Linked DNA regions of Homo sapiens: all the other regions are linked to region 3. A link is a contact called in ENCODE Hi-C data. All regions are on one chromosome and are shown on one strand. Each heading gives the region's core, a stretch centred on a gene start or an enhancer-like site at or near the end of the contact. The rest is flanking DNA. Distances are from core to core; before and after follow the strand shown. Region 1 holds the start of PRIMA1 (proline rich membrane anchor 1). Region 2 holds the start of ITPK1-AS1 (ITPK1 antisense RNA 1). Region 3 holds the start of BTBD7 (BTB domain containing 7).

Region 1 (4,132 bases), core at 62-2,561, 460 kb after region 3:
TATCTGTCTACATCCTCAACTCTGATACCTATAAGAAACACGGCTGCCTTCCGTGTTGAAAACCAGTTTAAGAAAGCTAATTTGAAGTTCATCAGTGGTTCTGGTGAGAAAGAAATAATATATATCCTTGGGATCATTTTTCTTTGTAAGTTTGTTTCTTTGCTGAATTTCTGCCCTAGAATGTTATCATTGGAAGGTATTCTCTGAGCCCCTTTCCATTCCAAGGCCAGCCCGGTCCTGCAGGATTTAGGCCACAATCGAAGCCTCTCTTTGGAGTTTCTTATCTTTTCAGGGGTAGGGTATAGGGGACCGTAGCAGCTTTTCTTTTCCCAAGCTCTTCCGAGAACCAATCAGTGGGGTGGCTGCAAGAGGCCAGGGTCTCAGGAGGGAAGGGACAGCTCGCCCCTTACCCAGGAGGCCCTCCCAGCCAGTGCGCAGCCGGCGCGTCTCACCTGCACGAAGCCCCAGAGCGGGTGGAGCGCGCAGTGCAGCAGCAGCGAGGACCAGCAGCAGCCACGGCGCAGCACCAAGTCCCGGAGGAGCATCTCGGCCAGCGGCGCCCGCTCCTGGGGCGAACTGTCAGGAGAGCAAGGCTAGGGTCAGGCGGACACCGCGCAGGCACTTCCGCCGCCGCGCACCAATATACCTCCCAGCCCGGGTCGGACGGGCACGCCCCGCACCCAGGGGCACCCTAGTAAACCAAGCCTGCACTTACACTCCAGCTTACACCTTCACTGACTCTTCGTCAGTCCCAGAATTCACACTCTTCTTACGCACATCCCCAGAGCCCCGCGTGTACACTTTAGCTCCGCGCACAGCTCCAGAATACTGCGTGCATACCTTGGCCCCATGGACACCTCCAGAAACAGCCAAGCACACTTACTGCGCCCCATTAACCCCCATACAACTCACTCTCACTGTGAGCACACTTCAAACCCGGCGGGCACTACTCACCTGCGCGCACAACCACAGAAACAGCCGTGCACACACACTGATCCCCGTGCACACCCACCGACTCCTGCCTGCACCCTCGCTGACCCTGCATGCACGGCCCCAAGAAATCTCACGCTGCCTGCACCCACACTGCCCAGCCGGCCTCATTGCGCACACTGCAACATAGGCACCTCCGTGCGCTGCCCCTTTGCACGCCTCCGCCCAGCCCCGATCTCCCGCTCCCGGGCGTGGGTTCCCCCACGCCTCCATCTCCGCCCGCACCCTTCCAACGCCTCACGCTACCTTGCCTGGCGGCGGCCCCAGCCGACCCTGGGCTCGGGGAAAAGAGGTCCGCGTTCCCCCCGCGGCAGCTCTGTTTCCCAGCAGCCGGACAGCCCCCATTTAAAGCCAGCCGCCTCCCCAGTCCCCCGCCCTCTAGGCGGGGCCTCCGTCCTCACCTTGGCGGCTGCGCGGGCGCCCGGGGGCTTCACATGCCGGGGAGGAGCGCCCGGCGCTGGAGCAAAAGTTTGCGCGCCGGTTGGGCCTCCCGGGCCGCTGAGCAGAGGACCAGGAGCGGCGTCCTCGCACGGGGCGCAGGGCGCGGTGGCTCCGGACTGCGCCTAGCCGCGCGCGGGGCGGGAGGGGCGGCACCCCGCTCCCAGGGCCAGGGCTGGCCGCCGAGGCGGAGGCAGAGGGCGGGGAAAGTCTCCTCCACGCCGCCTGGAGCCGGCCGCGCGAGCCCTCCCCGGGCCCGCGTTGGCTCCCCGCCTTTCCTGGTGGCGCCGCGCGGCTGCCCGGGGCACTGGGGTGCCCGAGCTCTCTACTACCCTCACGCTGGCCCGCGAGAGGCAGCGGCGGGAGGCGCCGGCAGGGAGCTCCCGCTGGGGCAGCAAAGCCGTGGGTGGAGGCGAAATAAATAATCCACGAAAAAGGAAAACAGACGTGAGCCGAGCCAGAGCCTCTCCCGCCTCCCGCCCGGGGTTGCGCTCCCCCCGCCGCCGCCGCCAGCGCCGCTGCAGTGATTCCTCGTCTCCATCTAGCGAGGCTATTGTGTATTGGGCGCTTAATTATTTATTCACCCTGGAGGCCGAGGATTCCCACTTCCATGGGGTTTTGGCCCTTGCCTGCGCTTCCCCCAAGCCTCTCCCGAGGCTGCGGAAAGGTGGCGAGGACTGACTTGAGACCCTTTTTTGCGCTCCATCCTTGAGGACTCTCCCCGCCGCACTCCCCGCAGGCTCTCCCGGGCGCCGGGGCTGAAAGGTGCAGGCCGCCCCTCTCCCGGCCATGGGCCTTGTCCTCTCCTTTGTAGTCCCAGCAGCAGAAACTCTCTTGCAACACTAGGCTGCGGCTGGGAAGGAGTTGTGACGGCCCTGGGGAGAACATTTCTACCACTGCTCTTCCTCAACCATCTGCAAACTCCTCTGTTTGAGGCAAGATTATCAACAAGTCGGTTCTTCGGGAGGTAGCCTGGTTGCATCTCTTTCAGACAAGCTGTGCCTAGCAGCATCACAGGCATGGCGCGGCCTCTCTGCTCTTGTGGTGGAAGCACTTTGCAAGCGCTTTGACTGATGGGGGCGCCTTCCAGAAGGCCCTCAAGGCCTGGACAATCCTATTTTTAGGTTGGATGAGAGAACCAGGGGCTTAAGACACAGAGCTGAGGGTCAGATACTACAGTGCATGCATGGAAGAAACATTTACTGAGCACCTTTTCCCGGTATTTGGACACCCTTAAGCCACTCATGTAAACACACACTATAAACGCTGGTTTGCAGAGTATAAACTACCTTGCAAGCCAGCTTTCAGAACAACGTCTTAGCGGCCTCCTTCATGCCAGAGCGCCGCCCCGAGGCTGCAGATTGCACCTCAACCAGCAAGATGCAGGGACAAATGTGAATGAGACCTTGTTCCTTCCCCCCTAAGAATTCAGGGGCCTGTCAGGGAGATGGATAAAACCAACCATTCCACTGTGCACTGGCATGTCACACACAGCTGCCCCGAGAAAGGGGAAGACAGGAATGGAGGGCGGGTTGAGTAAAGGCTCCCAGGAGAGGGTGACTTCCTGGGAGTAGGGGAACATCTCAAGCATTGGTAACTCTTTGTGCAAAGAAATGGAGACATTTATTCAATCCTTCATTCCTTCATTCCATATGTAGCCTCCATGGGCACCTGCTGGGGGCCAGACAGAACTCTGGATGCTGGGTAGAAAAGGGAACAAGAGGATATCTCACTGGGGGTGGGATAGGATGGAGGGAGGATGGCAAGAAGATGAAGGGGTAGGGACTTCCTAGGTGACTCATCTACAGTTTGGAGAAATGGAGCAGCTATTGGTCAGCTGAGGTCAAAATAACACTGGATATTTTAATGCCTGTCCGGCTAAAACAAGTCGTGGTATTTTGCTCAGCACAATCTTTACATTTGACAACAGCTCCTGATGTTTACACATGGAGCTCATTGCCACTTACAAATGTTATTTACACCGCATTTTAATTCAGGTCTCACAACTCTTTGATGTAAGTGTAATTGCCCTGTGTGAACAGTTCAGAGACCTTTGTGCCTGAGCCAGAATCACACAGCGGCTCACTGGGGGTTCAGAAATACTAACCCCCAACTAGAGGCTCACGACGTTGGGAGAACTTAGGTAAGTTTTGTGCATTGGAAAACCTGCATTGTCTAATCTGGTCTTCAATATTGCTGTAGTGGACCTAATCTATGCACCTCTCGAGGGTCACCTGGTGTAGATTGCCCGATTCTGTCACTGTTCAGTGTGCCACTTGTAGCCTGCACGGACCTAGGGGGACTGAACAAAGCGGGGCGAACGTGGGAATAAAAGACAAGAGATAAAAGAGTGTATTTGGAAGAAGGGGTCAGGGGGCGCCTTGCCTCTACTGGACAAGGGCCCTGAGTTTTACACAGCTCTCCATATTTATTAGGCAAAAGAGATAGTGAGAAAGGGGAGGGGGTGTGATTGTCCAGTAATTGTCAATTGGTTCACAGCAGGCTTGTGAGGCTGCATCCTTTGAACAATAGGTGCTAGATTTCCCAATAGATAACTTCGAGGAGCCCGGCACCAAGGAGTGATGTCCCTCAGCAAACCTTTTGGTGGCAGGGCCTTGTGAGTTTGCCCTCATCCTGCATTCATGATAAACAGTTTGCTGTTTGATCATATAGCCTCCAGCAGAATGATGAGTTGGTTACGTCC
Region 2 (4,470 bases), core at 1,370-3,869, 270 kb before region 3:
CCCAGGGGAGTTCTTGAGCTGAGGGTGGATCAAGGGGAAGGAGAAAGACAGAGCCAAGTTACAACTCTGGATTTACACAGCTTTTGGAAAAGTCACGATGAGTGTGCGGGGAATCCCTGGGACCTCCCCTGCCCATAATGAACTAGCACGGGAGGGGGTCATGGGGCTAGGGTCAGGGGTCAGCACTCCCTGGGGGTGATGCCTTCACCCCATCATGGCTAGACCTGGGGAGATCCAGAAAGAAGGAAAACATAAATCAGCCCATGCCCCCAAATGCACCCCAGCCAGAGCAAAATCTGCTCTAACCCCAGAGGACAAGCTGGGACCTCACTCACTCACAGCAGGAGACTCATCCCTGGTCAGCCCTGCTTTAGCCAAACCAAACAGACATAACTTATGCTACAGACATTTCTGGCTTTTTTACTCATGAAAATAAATCAAACAGAAGAGATCCTTTCATTTTGGCTCATCTACCCATCGCATCATTTAACTACACAACACACCTCATTCAGACTCACGCTTCCCTGGGCCACTGAGGATGACAATGATGGTGGTGGAGGTGGCACCAGTAAATAATCACAAACAGCTCCTTCTGAGGACAAACTAGGTAAACAGGTTCTGTGCTGTTCCTTATCTGCATGACCTCACTCCTGGAACTCTATGAGACTGGGTCCATTATTATTTCCATTTTACAGAAGAATAAACTGAGGCTTAGAGGGGGCAAGTAACCTGTCCAGTTCTAAGTCCAGGGCCCAAGTGTGCTGGACACAGCTGACTAGCTGCAGCCCAACCTGTCCCCCATTCTCCCCTTCTTCTTTAGCAACAAAATCCTGAAGTCACTTCTAGACCATAACCCAATGAAACAGCCTGAGATGTGACTTAGGTCCCCAAAGATTTAGGTCCAGAGACACCCAGGGCAGGACTGTTAGTAACAGCAAACCAGAAATAACCTAGAACTTGAGACTCTGGAGCAGAGAAATGGTTCTAGATGCTGGGACATAGGGATGGTGGGAAGCTGGTGCAGCCACTCTAACAGCAATTTCCAAGGTGTTTAAATGGCACAGGCAAATGCTCAACTGTTCCCCCAAATGCAAGTGGCAAAACTAGGGACACAGAAAAGCCTAACCTGAATGCACATCATATAGAAAAAGGAGCATATTTTATGTAAAAATTGCTTCAATAATTATCTCTGGGTTTTCATTTGTGAGCCTATCTTGACTTCCCAAGATTTCCACAAGTACATATTACTTAATGAGCAAAAGAATAATCTAGAGTTATTTTTAGCAAGCACAGACCCTCGAGGCCTGGCCACATCCTGTGTAGCACAATACCTCAGTCCTTAATTCACTCACCCAGTAGACACAGCGCACATCAGGGCCAGACCACGTGCTCCTCAGAGACCAGCAAGTCCCAGCCTCAGGAGGACACACCAACAGGCAGCTCAGCTTGGTGTGCGTGCGTGTGTGCGCGTGCATGTGTGTGTGTGTATGTGTGTGTGTGTGTGTGTGTAGGGGGCAGAGGCGTCTGCTGGGAAAGCAGGGTAGGTGTCACTGCCAAGGTGACATTTAGCAATTCTTTTTTTTTTTTTTTTTGAGACGGAGTCTTGCTCTGTCACAGGCTAGAGTTCAGTGGCGCGATCTCGGCTCACTGCAAGCTCCGCCTCCCGCGTTCGCGCCATTCTCCTGCCTCAGCCTCCTGAGTAGCTGGGACTACAGGCACCTGCCACCACGCCCAGCTAATTTTTTGTATTTTTAGTAGAGACAGGGTTTCACCGTGTTAGCCAGGATGGTCTCGATCTCCTGACCTCATGATCCACCCGCCTCGGCCTCCCAAAGTGCTGGGATTACAGGTGTGAGCCACTGCACCCACCTGACATTTAGCAGTTCTAAAAGCATGAATAAAAATATGAGAGCAGGGAAGGGGCTGAAGAGGGAGATGCCAGGTCCTTACTCAACTGAAATACTCAGGGACGCTTCCTGGTCTTTGGAACTGACCTGAGGCAATGCATCTCCATTCCTGGCTTTGACTACGATGGTTCTGCGCCCAGCTGGACAAGGAGCACAGTCCAGGGCCCTCAGGTCAAGATGCCTCCTCCTCAGAGTCTCAGCCCTGCACCAGGCCAAACGGGAACCGACTGCTGAGGAATCCAGTGTTTGCATCCGAGTTTCTCCATCTGCACCCAGATTCCCTAGGATCACACTCTGAGTAGCAATGCTATGGATACCTTCACCCCAGAATGCCAGGACAGTCAGCTACTTTAAGAGCAGAATCTTGCTTCTGGCCCTTTCTAAAACCCCCGTTCCATCCCTTCCTATTTCCCCTGTGTACTTCATTCCATCTCTTTTCTTTGCTTTTACGTAAAATGCTTACCTGGCACGCTCCACTGAGGCCACGGAATTCTTGACATTTGACAGCCAAGCAAGGGTGGCAGGTACCAGGGAGATCCAGTCCCAACCCTGCGTGGTGTGGTGAGGAGGGCCTGGGGTTCTGGAAGCCTGCCTGCAAGAAGGCACCCAGGCACCCTGGAGCACAGGGAGCCCCACCTGCCCTGGCAGAGCTCTGTTGTCTTGACATGGGATGTGGGAACTTTTTTTTTTTTTTAAAGGATTTGCTCAAATTGACTCAGTGCATCAAAGGCTGGAGAAAGAATCACCCTAGAACTGAGTGCCACAGGCTTCGGAAGCTGCACAAGACTGCAACACGGTGACAGCTTCTATTTCTAACAGCAAACCTAAAAAGCTCAGGAACCAAAATAAAACGGATAGAAATGAAACCACTCAGAGTATGACGACAGTACTCAAAGCAACTCACGAGCATTTCCCCACGCTGTCTTCCAAAATGTGAAAAATGTGATTTTTTTTTAATGGCCACATTGGAGAACTGCTATGAGCAGACCTCATTTATATAACCCTTCCCAGCACCTCATGTATCATCATTATTAAAAAACACTATGGGGATCATGCTTTCACATAACTTTGTCTTATTTGTTATCTACATAGCCTAAGCAAATAGTAAATGATGGAGAATGAAAATAATTGTCAATGTTTAGGGGGAAAAAAATACCTGCATTTCAAATTTTTTAAAAAAACCATAAAATCTATCTTTTAAAAAAGGAAGGAGTAAGCTGGAATCCACAATTGTTAGAAACCCAAAAGTGATACAGAGGGGAGGCAAAAAAAAAAAAAAAATACTATATTCTCCACACTGAAACAATGTATCTTTCTCAACAGCCCAGTTTCATCTGTAGCTGTATTTTCCCCACTGAAATGCCACCATTAATCATAACAACAGATGAGTAAAAATCAATTAATATTCCTTCAGCATCTCTTAGGTGTCTTCAATCCTGTGCGCTGTCATCCCTTTAAAGAGGAAGGAAAAGATCCACAGCCAGGAAACAGACTCAGAAACTCAAACCCAGGTCTCTGGACCCCACAGGGAAGTGAGGCACAGCCAAGAGCAATCTGTGTCCATTACTGGCCTCAAATGACCACATGGAAACACTGTGTGCAGAGCCAGCCCCCCAAGCCCGTGGCGGTCCTCCTTGGAGATGATGGGGTCTGGGGAGAGGTCAGAGTCAGGCTCACGTGAACTTCAGAAAGCCACTGCCCAGGATATGGGTGGACCGCAAGTCTACCATGGGCTGTCCCAGCTCCAAAGACGTCAGAACCCCACAGCGATTGTTATTCCCAAAGCCCTTTACGCTTGGCTCCACAGCACACGGCAGAGAAAATCGACAGAAGGAAGGATGTTCACAGGTGTCCACCCCTACCTATGCCCCAGTGACCTGGAAATAAAATCCATCAAGAGCACCGGGGTCAGCCAGCTGGGGTACGCTGGAGAGTATGGGTGGCAGAGGGAACCCCGCTGTGGATTGATCATTTGACACTGTGTTCAGCATACCTTTTAAAAAAATGTTGGTACCATGTAAAAATATAACCTAAATAACAAGTACATTTTTAATGCTGAGATGGAGAATTTAGCACCTATAATCCTTCCAGAGATGCACACCACGCAACCACGTGAGTCCCCTCTGGCTCTGAATTCCGAGAGCAGCTACCAACACAGGCCTCCGCTGCCTGCACTCAGCACACCTATCGGAAAGCGCCAGTGCTGGCATGGGCTTTCCCTCCCTGGCGGCTGCTCCTCCTGCACCCCCATGCCCAGGCACTCCGGCCAGAAACAAGGGAGGAGTCTGGGGACTGATCCTCCCCCTCTCACCTCCCACATCTACCCAGGTACCACACCCTGCCATCTGTCTCCTGCTGCCCTCTGTCACTGCAGGAGCCCCTGGAGAGCACATCACCCCTCACTAGGCTGCAGCCACAGCCCCTCTCAGAAAACCCTGCTGTCTGCTTTCCAGTGCAGCCCTGTCTAATCACCCTCCATGTATCCTCCCCATGGCTCTTCCCCCATAGCCTCAGGTTGGAGCACCCAGCTTTCGCCTGCAGAAGCCCCTCCATGCCCCCGACA
Region 3 (4,049 bases), core at 938-3,437:
AGGTAGTGTAACCTAGAAATCAACACAGGTGCTTTAAATCCTAAAATCAGAGTCTGATAGAAAAACCTTGTTTAAATGCTGGTGTTGGGACACAAAACAATACAGTAGTCAGGTTTTGTGGGACAGAATATTGACCTATGAGTTTTACTGAATTCATGCAAGAATGAGCCATGCTAAAACTGGGTGAAAATGTAGTCATGAGCCTAAGAAAACTCCAAACGAAATATCACTCCGTTTTTATTAAGTTCAGGTTAGGAAAAAAAAAAAATCTTCATCAGTTACTTGAAGTAGCTGTCAGAATGAGACAGAGGCTCTCATTTTCGCTTTCAACTTTATTACACCAAAACCCTATGGATAGGGGTAGGTAGTGAATGGTGAAGAATGCAATCAATGAAAAGTAAGCAGCTCAGCAGTGTAGTAACAATGAGCTCTCTAAATGGGGTAATGGGGTGTAGAGGCCTACATCTTAGTTTTGGTCTAATCCATCGCCAGCTGTAGGATCCACAACAAGTCACTCGCCTCTCTGGGTCTGGTTTCCCGGCTCTAAAACAATATTCACACCTTTAGATCTCTAAAAGTTTTTCTGACTCCAAAATTCCATGACAAGTCTAATAACAGTTGCTATTAACAACGTATGATTCTTGCAAAGCAATTTCAAGTCTTTCTTCCACATTTCAGGAAGAAAGCAATTCATTTCAGCAATCTAAAGGAAACAGATGCTATTAGGGACAAAAGATTGTTAGTTGACCAGACCGGGCGCGGTGGCTCACGCCTGCAATCCCAGTAGTTCGGAAGGACGAGGCGGGCGGATCACCAGAGGTCAGGAGCTCGAGACCAGTCTGGCCAACATGGTGAAACCACGTCTCTATTAAAAATACAAAAACTAGCCGGGCGTGGCAGCGGGCGCCTGTAATCCCAGCTACTTGGGAGGCTGAGACAGGAGAATCGCTTGAACCTGAGAGGCGGAGGTTGCAGTGAGTCGAGATCGCACCACTGTTCTCCAGCCTGGGTGACAGAGCGAGACTCCGTCTCCCCCCCCCCAAAAAGGTTGTTAGTTGAAAAAGCTAAGTAATTCTGTAAAAATGTCTACTTTCTCATTACAGTAAGATGTTTTCGCAGAGTTAACAGTGCTCTGGTGTAGATAACCAAGACTGCTTCTGTAAATTAGGCCTACTCCAGAGTACTTATTATCTGTGCTGGTATGTGAAGACGTGCAATTGTAGTTCACAGGAGAAACAACACTCCTCAGAGTTTCTTGAAAAACGGTGAGAAAGTTCTCACCCTCGGGGTAAAGCTAGCAAACACTGTGCAAATAAGGTACTGAAATATGCACACTTTTTGCCATTCAAGTAGTCCAACAAGCACAGCCTCCTCTTCTTTATCAAACACTCGGTATTGTCTCCCTCCCAACCTGTCAAAGCTCAATTCCAGGTTTATCCCGCAATAGTAACTTACCCGGACAATCTAACTTCCCCTGGGAGTAGCAGTCCTCAGGCCTGCTCCCTTCCCAGACCCCGCCGGCCACTCTCACGCCCACCCCTGGCGGTCGCAACCCCGCACCCGGGTAAACACGCGCCCCCGTCTCGGGAGCGGTTTCTCAGCGTCCTGGGAGCGACGGGTCCCGCCCCTCGGCGCCCGGAGCCCAAAGCCGGCCGGGCTGCCGTCGCGACTCCCTCGGGCCGCTCTCCCCGCCCCGAGCGCCACACCTCGCGCCCCTGCCCCAGGGACGGCGGCGCGCTCCAGCCCGCCCCTCGGAGCGCACAGAGACCGGCCAGTCCGGCGCCGCCGCGCCTCAGCCCCAGACGGACGACTGGCCCCTCCCCGCCCGGCGCCCCAGCGCCTCCCGCGGCGGCTTGGCCCCAGCCCCGGCGCCCCCACGCCTAAGAACAGCCCCTTCCTCTCCCGGACGCCCCGCGCCACACCGGACACAGCCTCGGCTCCACAGCCTCAGAGACACCAAGGGACACTCACCCCGGAGGCTCCTCCCGCCGCTGCTGCTGCCGCTGGGACCGCTGCCGTCGCCTCCGCCGCCGCCGCCACCAGCACCGCCGTCCGCACCGGCGCCAGCACCCCCGGCCATCCTCCTCCCACCGCCGCCGCCGCCGCCCTCTCCTCTCCTGTCAGTGGCTCAGGCTCCGGGACTGCTCCAGGTTCCCCTCGCCGCCATTTTGACTCCTAGACGGAGCAGGAGGGGCTCGGTTCGGCGTGGCCCTGGGGCGCCTGCGCGGCGCTGCGGAGCCGGCCGGAGCCCCCGCCCTCCCCTGCCGTCGTCCCGCTCAGGGTCACGTGGCCCGACGTCGCCGCGCGAGTCGGGCCGCGTGGGGGGGCGGTGCGTTCGCTGGATCCATGGGAGCGGAGTGCGCGCGCATTATTTTTGCTCGTCGGCTGGGAGCCGGGCGTCGGGTCGCTGGGAGTTTGCCTCTTGTGGCAGCATCCTGCTTAGTCCAGCGAATTGTGACACATTATTAAATGTATCAGAATATAAGAACTGTGTCACTACTACGTCACCAGATGGCCATTTCCACGAATTCATGTTTCCGTTCGGCGGCCGGCGTCCCTCGGGTGGTCGCATGCAATGAGTGCATCTTTCTCGAGAACAACTCTTCCGCGGAAAGTCATTGCTGACAGTCCTGGCATTCCGGTGGCTGCTTCTTGGCAGTGAGCACTTGTCTATCGTAAGCACTTGTCTGCATGGTACTTTTACAGGCACCACCTTGCTACTTGTGTAGTAGGTTAAAAAATAATCTTTAAGACACTGAAAAGTTTTCCTTAACAAGATACCCCTGTAAACAAAGGACAAAATTGATGAAAACACACAGTCGCCACGTGGGAGAGCCAAGTCGCTCTTCCCTAGATGCCCCTTGTTTGGGGGTTTGCAATAATTTCAGCGATGCAATAACAAAAATACTGTATTTATGGGGCACTGTCGTTTTCCAGAGAGATCCATGGTTTCATTTGAACGCCAAAGCCACCCTTTGTGGTAGTCAGGATAGGTGTTTTTATTGCTGTTTTACAACCAAGGAGACAGGCTCAGAAATACTAACAAGTAGGCAAGCCAAGATCAGAACCCAGGCATTCTGAACCCAGTGAGGAGGCACCGTTACACCTCCTTTTCCTCTGATAGACATTAGCAACTCTGGGAATTTATTTGAAAGTATTGTATTTGCATTTTCAATCTCTACCCATTGTTTAACAAGTTTTGTGTCACACAGTTTTTTGTTGTTGTTGTTCTGAAACCACCTCTAAGCTTCAAAGGATAAGAGCAATTTGGAATTTTGTGATGTGTTTTTAACCATCTCTTGACCCTCCATTATTTTATGCTTTTCATATTCAGTTGGAGACAATATCATTGTTGTTTTCCTCTGGACTTCCTTCAGATTTGTATTTTCCTCACCCTCATTCTTCATCACCTTACTTCCTTGAAAAGGATAGCTCTTTCCAATTTGTATTACTTCATTTTCTTTACCCATCTCACCCTTTTCACCCTCTTACCCAATCCTTGAAGGTTTGGAGATTGTAGCAGAGATTGTAGCAGTCCCTTGCCTGAAATTCCCCTCTAGCTGGTAAGGGTCACTTCAGTTGAACATACAGCCTCAGGGCGATAGACAAGAAATGCATGGAAAAGTGAGAAAATATAAAAGAAATAGGTCCATCTAATTGGAGCCAATGATTACCTCTGAGTGTCCACCTCTTGTTCCACACTTTTATACTTCCCCAAAGGCGTAAGTGAACCTTATCTAAATTCAAGCCATTTACTGTTATTTTCCATCATTTTACCTTTGTCTTAATTTGCTAAATACAGTTAACACTTGAACAACACGGGTTTGAACTGTGCGGATCGATCAATGCAACCTGGTACATGGGATTCTAAACACCGTATTGAGAGGGCCGACTTTTCTTATACTCACATTCCACAGGACGGACAGGCAGACTTGAGTATGCTTGGATTGGGGTATATGTGGTGGGTCCTGGAACCAATCCCACGTATATAGTATATGGGGGATGACTGTATTGCATTAACTGAAAGAGCTATGATTAGCAAACTAAAA

The links. A loop is a pair of places that touch in the nucleus more often than their neighbours do. Pooled maps may share reads with other maps.
Region 1: a pooled map shows a loop between it and region 3 (2.3-fold over the local background). The contact joins the promoter of PRIMA1 here to the promoter of BTBD7 in region 3. A Hi-C loop is called at or near these places in 5 of 50 pooled maps.
Region 2: a loop to region 3 is called in a pooled map, with 5 times the contacts of the local background. The contact joins the promoter of ITPK1-AS1 here to the promoter of BTBD7 in region 3. A Hi-C loop is called at or near these places in 2 of 37 single-sample maps with no recorded cell type and 3 of 50 pooled maps.

Annotation. Positions count from the first base shown.
Region 1 is chr14:93,787,174-93,791,305 of GRCh38, forward strand. PRIMA1 (proline rich membrane anchor 1) reads right to left here and starts at 1,312. Exons shown (of 5, transcript NM_178013.4): 1 at 1,237-1,312; 2 at 453-576. The coding sequence starts at 545. RefSeq lists enhancers at 678-1,389, 1,390-2,103, 2,104-2,815.
Region 2 is chr14:93,064,833-93,069,302 of GRCh38, forward strand. It overlaps ITPK1-AS1 (ITPK1 antisense RNA 1), which reads left to right and starts at 2,620. Exons shown (of 1, transcript NR_002808.2): 1 at 2,620-4,470. All of the region lies in intron 3 of ITPK1 (inositol-tetrakisphosphate 1-kinase), which reads right to left.
Region 3 is chr14:93,330,849-93,334,897 of GRCh38, forward strand. It overlaps BTBD7 (BTB domain containing 7), which reads right to left and starts at 2,188. Exons shown (of 11, transcript NM_001002860.4): 1 at 1,972-2,188. It also overlaps a transcript of UNC79 not described here.